Regions from separate parts of the Homo sapiens genome. Here region 1 is linked to region 2. A link is a contact called in ENCODE Hi-C or POLR2A ChIA-PET data. All regions are on one chromosome and are shown on one strand. The core of a region is the stretch at or near the end of the contact, and the rest is flanking DNA. Distances in the headings are between cores, read along the strand shown.

Region 1 (5,561 bases), core at 790-3,289, 49 kb after region 2:
TACACAATTAACATGGCATGGTGGCGCGTGCCTGTAATCCCAGCTACTTGGGAGGCTGAGGCAGGAGAATCGCTTGAACCCGGGAAGAGGAGGTTGCAGTGAGCCGAGACCATGCCACAGCACTCCAGCCTGGGCAACAAAAGCGAAACTCAGGCTAAAAACAACAACAACAACGACCACGAGTACTTTTAAATCTACATTACAAAACATGTTTATGTTTCATATGATGCTTTAATAAGTTTTCCTAACCTTGTTTTGTTTATTGGGCCCCACCTCTGTGCAAAAGCATTGTACTATAAGCCAGGGGAAATATAAAAGAAAATGTTGCTCTTGCCGTTAGTGAACTTACTTCCTATAAACACAAGCAGGCACACCCTGCTTGTAAACTCTAGTTTGAAAGGTAACATTTTAAATAACTTGATATCTTTATATGCCCAGATTTACAAATGATTAAAATAAAAAAATAGGTAATTTTTCATGAAGTTACCTTACAGAGTACTTTATTTTCAATTATGATATTGAAGAATGAAGTTTAATGCTAACCAGCTTAAGCCCCAAATTTATTCATTGTTTCAGATTTTCCTTATTAAAATTGGAAATCAGTATTCAATAATCATAAGAATAGTCTGCCATCAATTTTTTTTGGCCATTTATAGTGATAAATATGAGGTATTATATCAATACATGTAAAGAGGTATATATAAAAAAGCAAAATGACAGAACAAAAAGCAGCACACAGAGTGCAACCCACACAGTGATCACAGCCTTCAAAACGTGTGACAGGCATTGAAAGAATCATGAAGGAACACAGACAGAGAGGTTTCTCCTTAAGTGTGAGGGTATGAAGCAGTGTGCTACCATCTTCCTCACAAGTTGGATGGAGAGATTGCAGGTGAGTATAATGTAGCCTTTGCCATGGCAAATTCCAGAGCTAAAAAAAAATCTACGTGGAAATTTCCAGTTTTCCACTCTTAACATCACTAACCATCCAAACTATGTACGTATGTATGTATGTATGTATGTATTTTTAATTTTTTGAGAAAGAGTCTTGCTCTGTTGTCCAGGCTTGAGTGCAGTGGCACAATCTTGGCTCACTGCAACCTCCAGCTGCTGGGTTCAAGCGATTCTCCTGCCTCAGCCTCCTGAATAGCTGGGATTACAGGCGCCAGCCACCACACCTGGCTAATTTTTGTATTTTTAGTAGAGGTATTGCCATGTTGGCCAGGCTGGTCTCGAACTCCTGACCTCAAGTGATCTGCCCACCTCGGCCTCCCAAAGTGCTGGGATTACTGGCATAAGCCACCACACCCAGCCTTTCGCTATTCTTATTAATGTAAAGACTGGCATGAGCCACCGTCCCCGGCCCCAAACTTTTTTAAAACAATAGCTGAAGAAACTTTTAAAAAGGCTAGTAAGAGATGAATTTCACTAGAAAAATCTGATTAAATGTAATGTAGATAATTTTGAATTTTAGACATAAAGAAAAAATTTTAATTTAAAAGTCCAGAAAATTTCATAATCATAACAACTCAAAATTTAAAATTCCATATATTGGCATATAAAATAACATGTATATTAAACTTTCAATTCTTTTTAAATGATATATTTTTTCAAGTTTCCCCACTTTTTCACTAGGGAAACTTGTGAATACAGTATAGCTGAACAAATGTATTTTTAAAAATGCAAAATCGTAAAGTCATATAAAGGTGTGTTTTCCAATTGAAATGTACACATTTGTATTGAATTCTGAGTTTGTATTTATTTGAAAGGAAATAATAAGCAGACAACTGCCTGTTTCTATCCTCTCAAATAAACAGCAGTGCCATTCTGCTGTTAGCCAGCCTAACACAGTGCAATTGTTATTTTTCTTTCGTCTTTTCTCTGTCATTTTCTGTTCATTTTTGGGAGAAGAATGCTAAGTTACTAATATAAGTAGCCTTATAAATGTAAACTCATAATTGTCAGGAAATGTTACATAAGCGAATGTCTTCTGCGTCTTTCAACTTTTTGGTGCCCTTATGCTGCCCCCTGCTGTCCAGTGTCCACACTTACTGAAAATTGTCCCAAACTTCCAACCTTTTCTACTTCTCTTTACTCCGCCATCAAAACTTACCTGGCAAGAGACCCAGACTGTTGGAGTTTCCCTCCACAATGCCAATGGGTTAACAGACAAATAAAAGAAAGAAGTAGTTCTCTCTTTATTTATCCCTTCATCATTTTCTGGCAATTGACGCAAGCATTTGAACTGGTGCTCTGTGGGCAATGCCTGATTTCTAGGTTCCCCAGCTTGGGATTCCAAACCCTCCCTGTGTTAGTCCAAGCTACTCTCATGGACCTGTCTCTCCCAGTGTCTAACCTCTGCACATCATAGCCTACTCTCTATCCGCACTGGCTTCTAGCTGTGTTTCCCACAGCCACGTGTGTTCTTCCATCTTTGCCTGTGCCCACACTGCTTTCTCTACCTGGAAGGTCTTCTCTCAATCTTTATCTGCTGAAAGTTTACCCATCCTTCAAGGTTCCAGTCAAAACTACCTTTTCCTTTATGGCTCAGGGAAGTGTTTTTTTTGTTTGTTTTGTTTTGGTTTGGTTTTTTAATGTAGTAGAAATTCAATAAAGATTTATTTAATGAAAGAAAAGCAGATAATAAACCTTATACTCTATGTGACTCATTGACTTAACAGAGTACTTGGAGAAGATAATGACCTATTCCAGGCAGCATCTTTAATACTGCAAAATCCATACACCTGAATGCGGTAATCTTTTAAATTCGCGTCGCACTGTGTAAGGCCTATTTTGATCTCTGAAATCAGGTTTGTCTAAGAAATACAGAACTTAGAGTACATCTTGAGTACTTATGGCAAGTCTAGCGCTATTCAAGGCACTTTAGATGCACAAACTCATTGTGTTCTCTCAACAGCCATGTGAGATTAAGTAATATTACTTTGTTTGATAGAAGAAGAAACTGAGGGTCTGGACAATTGGTAGTAAAGGGCAAAGTTAGGAACTCTGAACAGATCAGACAAAGCCGTGTACTTCAAGTGTTCTCCTAATGTCTGCAATAGAAATGTGGATGGAGAGGCTTCTGGTCAGCTATTCTGGAAGCTAAAAAACCTTGTCAATAGAATAACATTGGAAATTGTGACCACATAGCCAGACAAAGCCATGAGAGAAATTCAGTCAGTCAAGGATCAGAAATATCTGGAAGAGTTGATTGTTCTACGAGACAATGTGAAAGAATATGACATTCTGCCAAATTCAAAGGTATTTAGATTTAGATATAAAAGACAGCTACATATTCTAAAAGGTTAGGAAGTGCAAAATCCAGGTATTTTTCAATTGATGTAGCCATAGATTCTAACATGACTTGAAAATAAGAAATGATACGACTCAATATCTAAGACAAGTAGGCCTTCAGAATACCTTTTTTTAAAATAAAAAATACAGTAAATATAAATAAGGCTCAGTACACCCCATCAGTGTCTCAAACAAGGATCTAGTTGTGTTCCAACCAAAACCACTGTTCGTCAAAAAATTTGAACAAGCTAAGAAGGCAGACCAAAAAATTTACTTGGGAAGACAACACCCCAAATTGTTTGGGTAGGTCATAACGGTTCTTTTAACAGGTAAGCATATTTTAACTCCAGAAAGATTTAGAATGTGCTGTCGAAAGTACTGCATTTTTTTGTAGTGTAAGTAATTGCACTATTTAAGAACACTTGACCTAATGGAGTAAGAGGTCAGCCTATTAGACTTTTAAGCAGAATTCTTACTAAGTTTATGTGTATTATTGAAACATTAGAGCAAACTTAAGAGTTACCATGTTTAGAAGTTAAATTATTAGATCTGTAAGATTTTAGCTTCTTGAAAATGTTACAAAGTACTAAAGAAGGCAATTATATGTACTAAATTTATAAATTCAGTGTAAAAAGTTGGGAGGTGTTTAATTAAGTCATGCTACAGATAAGACCAGATATTATTTAAAGGATCATGATTTCTAAAATTTGCAAGATTTATGAATATGATAAGATTTGTATACTAAATTTTAAAGCATAATGGAGAACTACTACTTTGAATATATAAGCTAAAAACTTTTTATATATATTTTAAAAACTGGAATTAACTTCTGAATAGCCTTTCAATATATAAGACCCACTCTGAAGGGCATCAAATAACTCATAACTGAAGAGGAGTTACAGGGCTGGTTTTCTTCCAGCAAAAGTTTGTGTTCATTAGGCAGTCAATTTTTTGCTTCACTCCACAGAACTGGTTTCACTGTCATTAATCTTTATGTAGGTCTGGGCCTCCCTCACCTCCTAGGAGATGGATAGTAGGTTTTGAAAGATGGAGATGAGAAGTAGCCTGGCTAGTCTACAAAAACCTCCCCCAAATTTTTGGTTTAGTGGGTTGCTTCAATAGCCGTAAGCCTGTCTCTATAACTTAGCAATTCTCAACCCTGACTGCTAGGATCCCATGGACAACTTTTGGGAAATATTTATTTCCAGATCCCATCCAGTCCAACTAAACCAAAACTTTTTAGGGTAGGGCATAGACATTTTGCTTTTAAGTTTCTGGGTGATTCTCCATACAGGCAGAGTTGAGAACCAGTGGTGCACGAGTGTGAGCCTCTCATGATCTGAAGGACCCAGAATCATTCTAGACCAGGGCTGTTCAATAGAGCTTTGGGCAGTCATGGAAATGTGCCATAAATCTGTGCTGTCCGATATGGTAGCTACTAGCTGGGTGTAGCTATGGACCACTTGAAATGTGGATAGTGTGACTGGGAAAATGAACTTTAAAATTTAAGCTAATTCAAATTTAAGTTAATTCAAATAGCCACATGTTACTAGTGAGTACCGTATTGGACAGCACAGTTCTGGAGTTTTAGGCAATTTTAAATGATCTGAGTCTACTATTAAATAGATGCTGAATGACTCTTTTTGATTCTAGACCACACTAGCCCAAACTCATTGCTTATGCCTCTTCAGGATACTTCATACCAGCTTCTTGAGAAGACCTCCAATGGTATGGAAGGATGGCTTGAAGCTTATAATGGCTTCTGAGGATAGAAAGGACATGGAATTTGCTGGTTTTTTCCTCCCTCATTTAGGTTGGCAATTTGTTTCTTGACAAATGAATGAACACCTTCAGAACTAAAAATTTCTGAAGTCTCATAACTTAATAATGGAACCGCAAAGCAATTAAACTCTTGGAAATGGTCCTCTTCATTCTTTGGCATGTTGCAGTGTTTTTCAACTGGGGATTGTGACCTCTATCTTGGAGGATGGAGAGTTTCCAGTGGATTGGAGCAGTGGCCTGAGTTTCAGAGCTAAATATAGGTCATTGGCATGGCAGCTTCCCTTTCTCAGTCTCATGGATACTATGTCCTACTAGTGAATATGTGGCATTGGTGGTTGGTGGAATAAAATCTTGAGAAAAACAGCAAAATGACACAGATTCAGGTCTTTCACAGATGGACCTTGATATTGAGCAAAACTAAACTCTACTTTTACCTACTTTAAAAAAATCACTTGTAAAGTATGCGTGCTATTTTAAAAAGGTAA
Region 2 (5,316 bases), core at 1,454-3,953:
CTGGTACTGTTAACTATTCCCCTTTTCACTCACTCTGCTATAGTCATACTGGATTCCTTACTGTTTGTCAATCTTGTAAGAATCAGCCTGCTCCCTCACCTCAAGTTTTTGTTTCAATGTCATCTTCCCAGACTGATCAGATCATTCCTTACCAGTTATCCCACTATATGCCCAGCAGAATGGCTAAAATAGAAAAGGCTAACAACATCACATGATGGGGAGGATATGGAATAACTAGAACTCTCATACATGGTTAGTGAGGAAAGGCCGATAGATACTGTAAGACCAAACACACACAATCCATAGCCCGGCAAGTCTGCTCCTAAGAATTTACTCAAGAGAAAGGAAAACACAAGTCCACAGAAAGACGTGAGTAAGAATGTTCAAAGAGCTTTATTCATAATGGGCCCAAACTGGAAGCCACTCAAATGTCCACCAAAATAGGACAGATGAACAAACTGTGGTAAAGCCATACAGCAGACTACTACTCAGCAATAAAAAGGAATAAACTATTTATACATGCAACAACATGGGTAAATCTCAAAAACACCATAGGGAGTAAAAATAGCTTCGCACAAAGTACATCAATGAAGTTCTCAACTGGCAAAAATAATCTATGACAGAAAAAAATATCATAACAGTAGTTCCCTCTGGGAAGTGGAGGCAGGGACCGAGAAGGGGAATGAAAGAGTTTTCTGGAATGATGGTAATGTTCTCTATCTTGATGGGGGGCTGAGTTATGTAAATATATGAATATGACAAAATTTAGCCAATATCCACTATTTGTGAATCTCACTGCATGTCAATTTTGACTCAAATGAAAGCAACAGTAAACAAATAGTGAACTCTAATGAATGATATGCATACTGAAGTATTTAGGAAAACATGCACTCATGTGTAATTTACTTTAAATGCCTTTAAAAAATAAGATGAATGGAGAGATGAATACATGGGTGATAAAATAAATAATAACATGGAAGAATCTAGCTAGTGGTATATTATGGGTAAATTCTCATTGTAAATTGTTAAAACTTTTACTGAATGTTTGAAAATGTTCACTGTAAAATCTTGCTGAACCCCAGAACACTGTGTTCCCCAACTCTGTTTTATTTTTCCCTAGCACTTGTGACTTCCTTATAGACCACTTGACAGTTTCTTCTCACCAGAATATAAGATCCTTGAAGGTAGGAGTGAGATTTTTTTGCTTTGCTTTATCCCAGGTCTACAATCACGCCTAAAGCATGTAAGTATCCAATAAATACTTATTTAATAAATAAATGAGCCAATGAATTATACCAGTTATTTAAGGTCCACAAACTATTACCATTTGGAATAGATTTCATAAAGAAACAAAGATAACATTTCATAAAAGCAAAGAAAAAATTAAACCTGTAATCCCAGCACTTTGGGATGCTGAGGCAGGTGGATCACTTGAGGTCAGGAGTTCGAGATCAGCCTGACCAACATAGGGAAACCCTGTCTCTACTAAAAATAAAAAAATTAGCCGGGTGTGGTGGCACATGGCTGTAATCCCAACTACTTGGGAGGCTGAGGAAGGAGACTTGCTTGAGCCTGGGAGGTGGAGGTTGTAGTGAGCCAAGATCGTGCCACTGCACTCCAGCCTGGGTGACAGAGCAAGACTCTGTCTCAAAAAAAGAAAAGAAAAAATTAAAATGAACACATTTTACTTTTGTATCTGAAATACTTGTGGTAATAGTTTAAGGACAGATAGTATCTGGCAAGGAAAAGAGCAATTTAATATCTATTATATTTCACAAGAAATAAATGATACAAGGTTATTACTCTCTACCTATCCTCTTGCTTAAAGCTCAGTAATCAATTTCTAGAATACAAAAAGGAAGACCTTTACAGATAAAATAGTCCAGTTCTGTTATTTCTCTTCAGTGTGAAACATTTGCCAATTTACTACTTTCCTTATAAAATCAACAGGATGTAAAGTCAAGTGACTGAGTAGCACAATAACAGGTGGCCCAGACATGAAGTTTCATTCTGATTCTGTCCTCTCATGTCCTTATTTGTACCCCTAGCATCCGTTTAGGCTTAGGTCGTTTATGCTGTACATATTAAGAGCCTACATGCCCAGTGTGATGTGTGACAATGTAAGCGGGAAGGGAATAAAATTAGAGTCTCTTTCTACGCTTAGAAAAGCCGCAATCTAATTGAATCATTTCCCCAAAATTAAATTTTAAAAGGCTCTCCCAAACTGTTATTTTTTGTTGTAATCTTTATGCTGATGATTTCTATGCCTCCAAAACAGCCCCGAGAGCAGTAAAATACAGATACAAATGTGTCTGTTTTTTTCTAAAATGCCCTACAGCAGCAGCAATGAACTAATTTAAATCTGTCTAAAAGTGCTTATATAATCAATAACACAAACTAAATCTGTCCCACTGCTTAGTCCTTAGCCCTTGTATATACGCACCCTTGCAATTTCATCCAGTATCATGGCTTCAACTACCATTTGGATGCTGGTGATTATTCTAAATCTTAACTTCTAGCTCAGAATTCTGAACTCTAGACATGTATATAAAGACCTTACTATATGTTCCACAGACATCTCTCACATAACATCGACACCCCTGCTCCATGACTCTCCAAATCTGTTCCTCCTCCTGACCTACGTCAGCAAGTTTCACTGTCATCTATCCAGTCACCCAAGTCAGAAGCCTCAATGTTTCCAGCTCCCTTTTGCTTCTTATTTCCCCATTTCCAAATCAGGCACAGATTTCTCATTGGTTTTATGACTAGAAATTACTCAATACTCTCCATCCCACGGCCACAGTTCGTGCAGCAAGTGGCCTTCTAACCTCTAGTATTACATTACTCTCCACTGGTCTTTCTAAGAGTTTGACCAAGTCAACTCTCACACTTCATCTTTGGGTCTTTATTTGCCTCCCTGGTGAAATTCAAACTTGCCTTGGGAAACAGGTCCTCATGACCTAGCTCTAGCTAATTCCTCCAGTTCAACACCTGACCACTTTCTCCCCTGAATTTCCTAATCCACCTAGAATAAGCATCTAATAGAACTTTCTAGTAACATCTATATGTACTGTTCCCTGCCTCTAACTCCATCTATAACTCTTCTCCCTTCTTTATAATTCTACTAGGATGTCTACCCCGCTTTTGGAAAGTCTTCCACAATGATTATGTAATACTATGGTAACATAAAAAACAGGCAGAAGTGACTTAAAAATGCCTATCTCCATAAAGATTCAACTGAAGTCTTTACAAAGTTGAAAACTGAGCAAGTCAGAATCTGGAAAAAAATTCTTGATAGAGATTCCATGACCCCTGAACAACCTGCCTCACACATACTGGAAGTGGCAGAAGATAAGAAAGTAACAAGAAGGATGTAGATTCCCCACAGATTGCTTATTTGTTGTAAGGGAAATATAGTAACTATACTGTGGAGAAACTGGACCATACTTTCACCAGATGGTGAAAATTACCATTACCAGTGAGGTGCAGATGCATCTGTGTGCCTCCAGATGTGATGTCATGGGGACACGATATCCCTTATGTGACATTTCAGCTGGAAATGCAAAACTTCAATATGAGAAAACATCAGACAAACCTAAAATGGGGTCACTCTATTAAAAAAAGTCAAAACTGTATTCTTCAAAAATGTCTACGTCATAAAAGATGAAAACATCTATGAAAAGATGTATATTTTTTTCTTTGAGACAGAGTCTTGCTCTGTCACCTGGGCTGGAAGTGCAGTGGCGCAATCTCGGCTCACTGCAACCCCCACCTCCTGGGTTCAAGCGACTCTCCTGCCTCAGCTCCCGAGTAGTTGGGGTTTACAGGCGCATACCACCAAACCTGGCTAATTTTTTTGTATTTTTAGTAGAGACAGAGTTTCACCATTTTGGCCAGGCTGGTCTCGAACTCCTGACCTCAGGTTATCTGCCCACCTTGGCCTCCCAAAGTGCTGGGATTACAGGTGTGAGCCACCGTGCCCAGCCGACATCCATGAAACTATTTAGGGGTAAAGTGCCACGATGTAGGCAACTTAAATGGTTTGGGAAAAACATATGTGTGTACATATGAGAAAGAGAATAAAGCAAATAGGGCAAAGTGTTAACACGTCTGGGTAAAGGGTAGAGAATGCTCTATGTACTTACTACTCCCCTTCTTGCAACTTTTCTGTAAGTAAAATTACTTCCAAATAATGGTTGTTTTTTTTTTTTAAATAAAGCTAAGAGCAAAAGGACTTTTTTTTTAAAAAGTACAATCTGTACAAGAGATTCAAGTACTGCTTCCAGAACTGTTACCAAGTACCTGCATAATCCTTACAAGTCAGTGAAAGTCTCTTTCTTAAATTCCCTTTCTTAATTTCTTAATTTCTCTATTTAAACTAGTTTCAGAATACTGTTCTCTGAAAAGCAGTTCCAGCAATATCATTAAGTGTTATGTGAGGAGTTCTGTGATTAAATAATTTTGGGATATGCACAGAGGCAGGGATAAGCTATGCTGAACAACGTCTTTACAGAAGAATCCTCACAGATTTTATGTATGCCAAAATCCATTATGATCTTCCAAATTAATAATACAGAATTCAACATTTCTTAATTAGTCATTTGACCTTTTTCTTTTTTTTTGAGACAGTCTTGCTCTGTTGCCCCTGCTGGAGTGCAGTGGTGTGATCTCAGCTCACTGCAACCTCTGCTTCCTGGGCTCAAGTGATTCACCTGCCTCAGCCTCCCAAGTAGCTTGGATTACAGGCATGCACCACCACGCCCAGCTAATTTTCAGTAGAGACAGGATTTCACTGTGTTGGCCAGGCTGGTCTCCAACTCCTGGACTCAAGTGAACCACCTGCCTCAGCCTCCCAAAGTACTGGGATTACAGGCGTGAGCCACCACACCCGGCTTTTGACCACTGTTCATGTGAGTTCTTTAAATGTTTGGTGGGACCTGATCTTTAATTTATAGTACCATTCTCCTCCACAATATATGTCATCAATTTTGGGAAACATCATCTTGTAACTCCATTCACTGTCCAACTCATAATGAGGTCTTTTTCAGTTAGTTTATTTTTTTTAAGGGGGCTGTATTTTGACTATGAAATCTCAAAATGGAACTACCTTTAATGGTTAAAGACAAAGATTAGAGGTTAAACTATAGTGTGGGGCCAAATCTAGCCCACCACCTGTTTTTCTAAATAATTATATTGGAACATAGCCACACTCATTGGTCTGCATATCATTCCACAGCTGCTTTTGCCCTTCACCAAGAGAGTTGAGTAGTGATGACACAGACTGTAGGGCCAGCGAATCTTAAAATATTTACTATC

Evidence for each region. Hi-C counts contacts between places; a loop is a spot of excess contacts on that map. ChIA-PET counts read pairs that join two places held with the same protein, here RNA polymerase II (POLR2A). Pooled maps may share reads with other maps.
Region 1: a map of PC-3 shows a loop between it and region 2 (4-fold over the local background). The contact joins two enhancer-like sites. A Hi-C loop is called at or near these places in 2 of 168 maps with a recorded cell type or tissue (PC-3 and astrocyte of the cerebellum), 16 of 37 single-sample maps with no recorded cell type and 10 of 50 pooled maps. POLR2A ChIA-PET finds 5 or more read pairs at or near these places in 13 of 52 experiments (A549, CD4-positive, alpha-beta T cell, OCI-LY7 and 8 more).

Annotation. Positions count from the first base shown.
Region 1 is chr10:32,365,977-32,371,537 of GRCh38, forward strand. The region is part of intron 1 of EPC1-AS1 (EPC1 antisense RNA 1); the gene reads left to right. It also overlaps a transcript of EPC1 not described here. Among named protein-coding and RNA genes, the nearest start is that of EPC1-AS1, 21 kb to the left of the region's middle. Within about 2 kb of position 2,040, at least 6 of the 41 ENCODE cell types and tissues checked have a DNase peak (open chromatin) inside an H3K27ac peak, as active enhancers do.
Region 2 is chr10:32,315,993-32,321,308 of GRCh38, forward strand. The region is part of intron 1 of EPC1 (enhancer of polycomb 1); the gene reads right to left. Among named protein-coding and RNA genes, the nearest start is that of EPC1, 29 kb to the right of the region's middle. RefSeq lists an enhancer at 1,827-1,886. Within about 2 kb of position 2,704, at least 9 of the 41 ENCODE cell types and tissues checked have a DNase peak (open chromatin) inside an H3K27ac peak, as active enhancers do.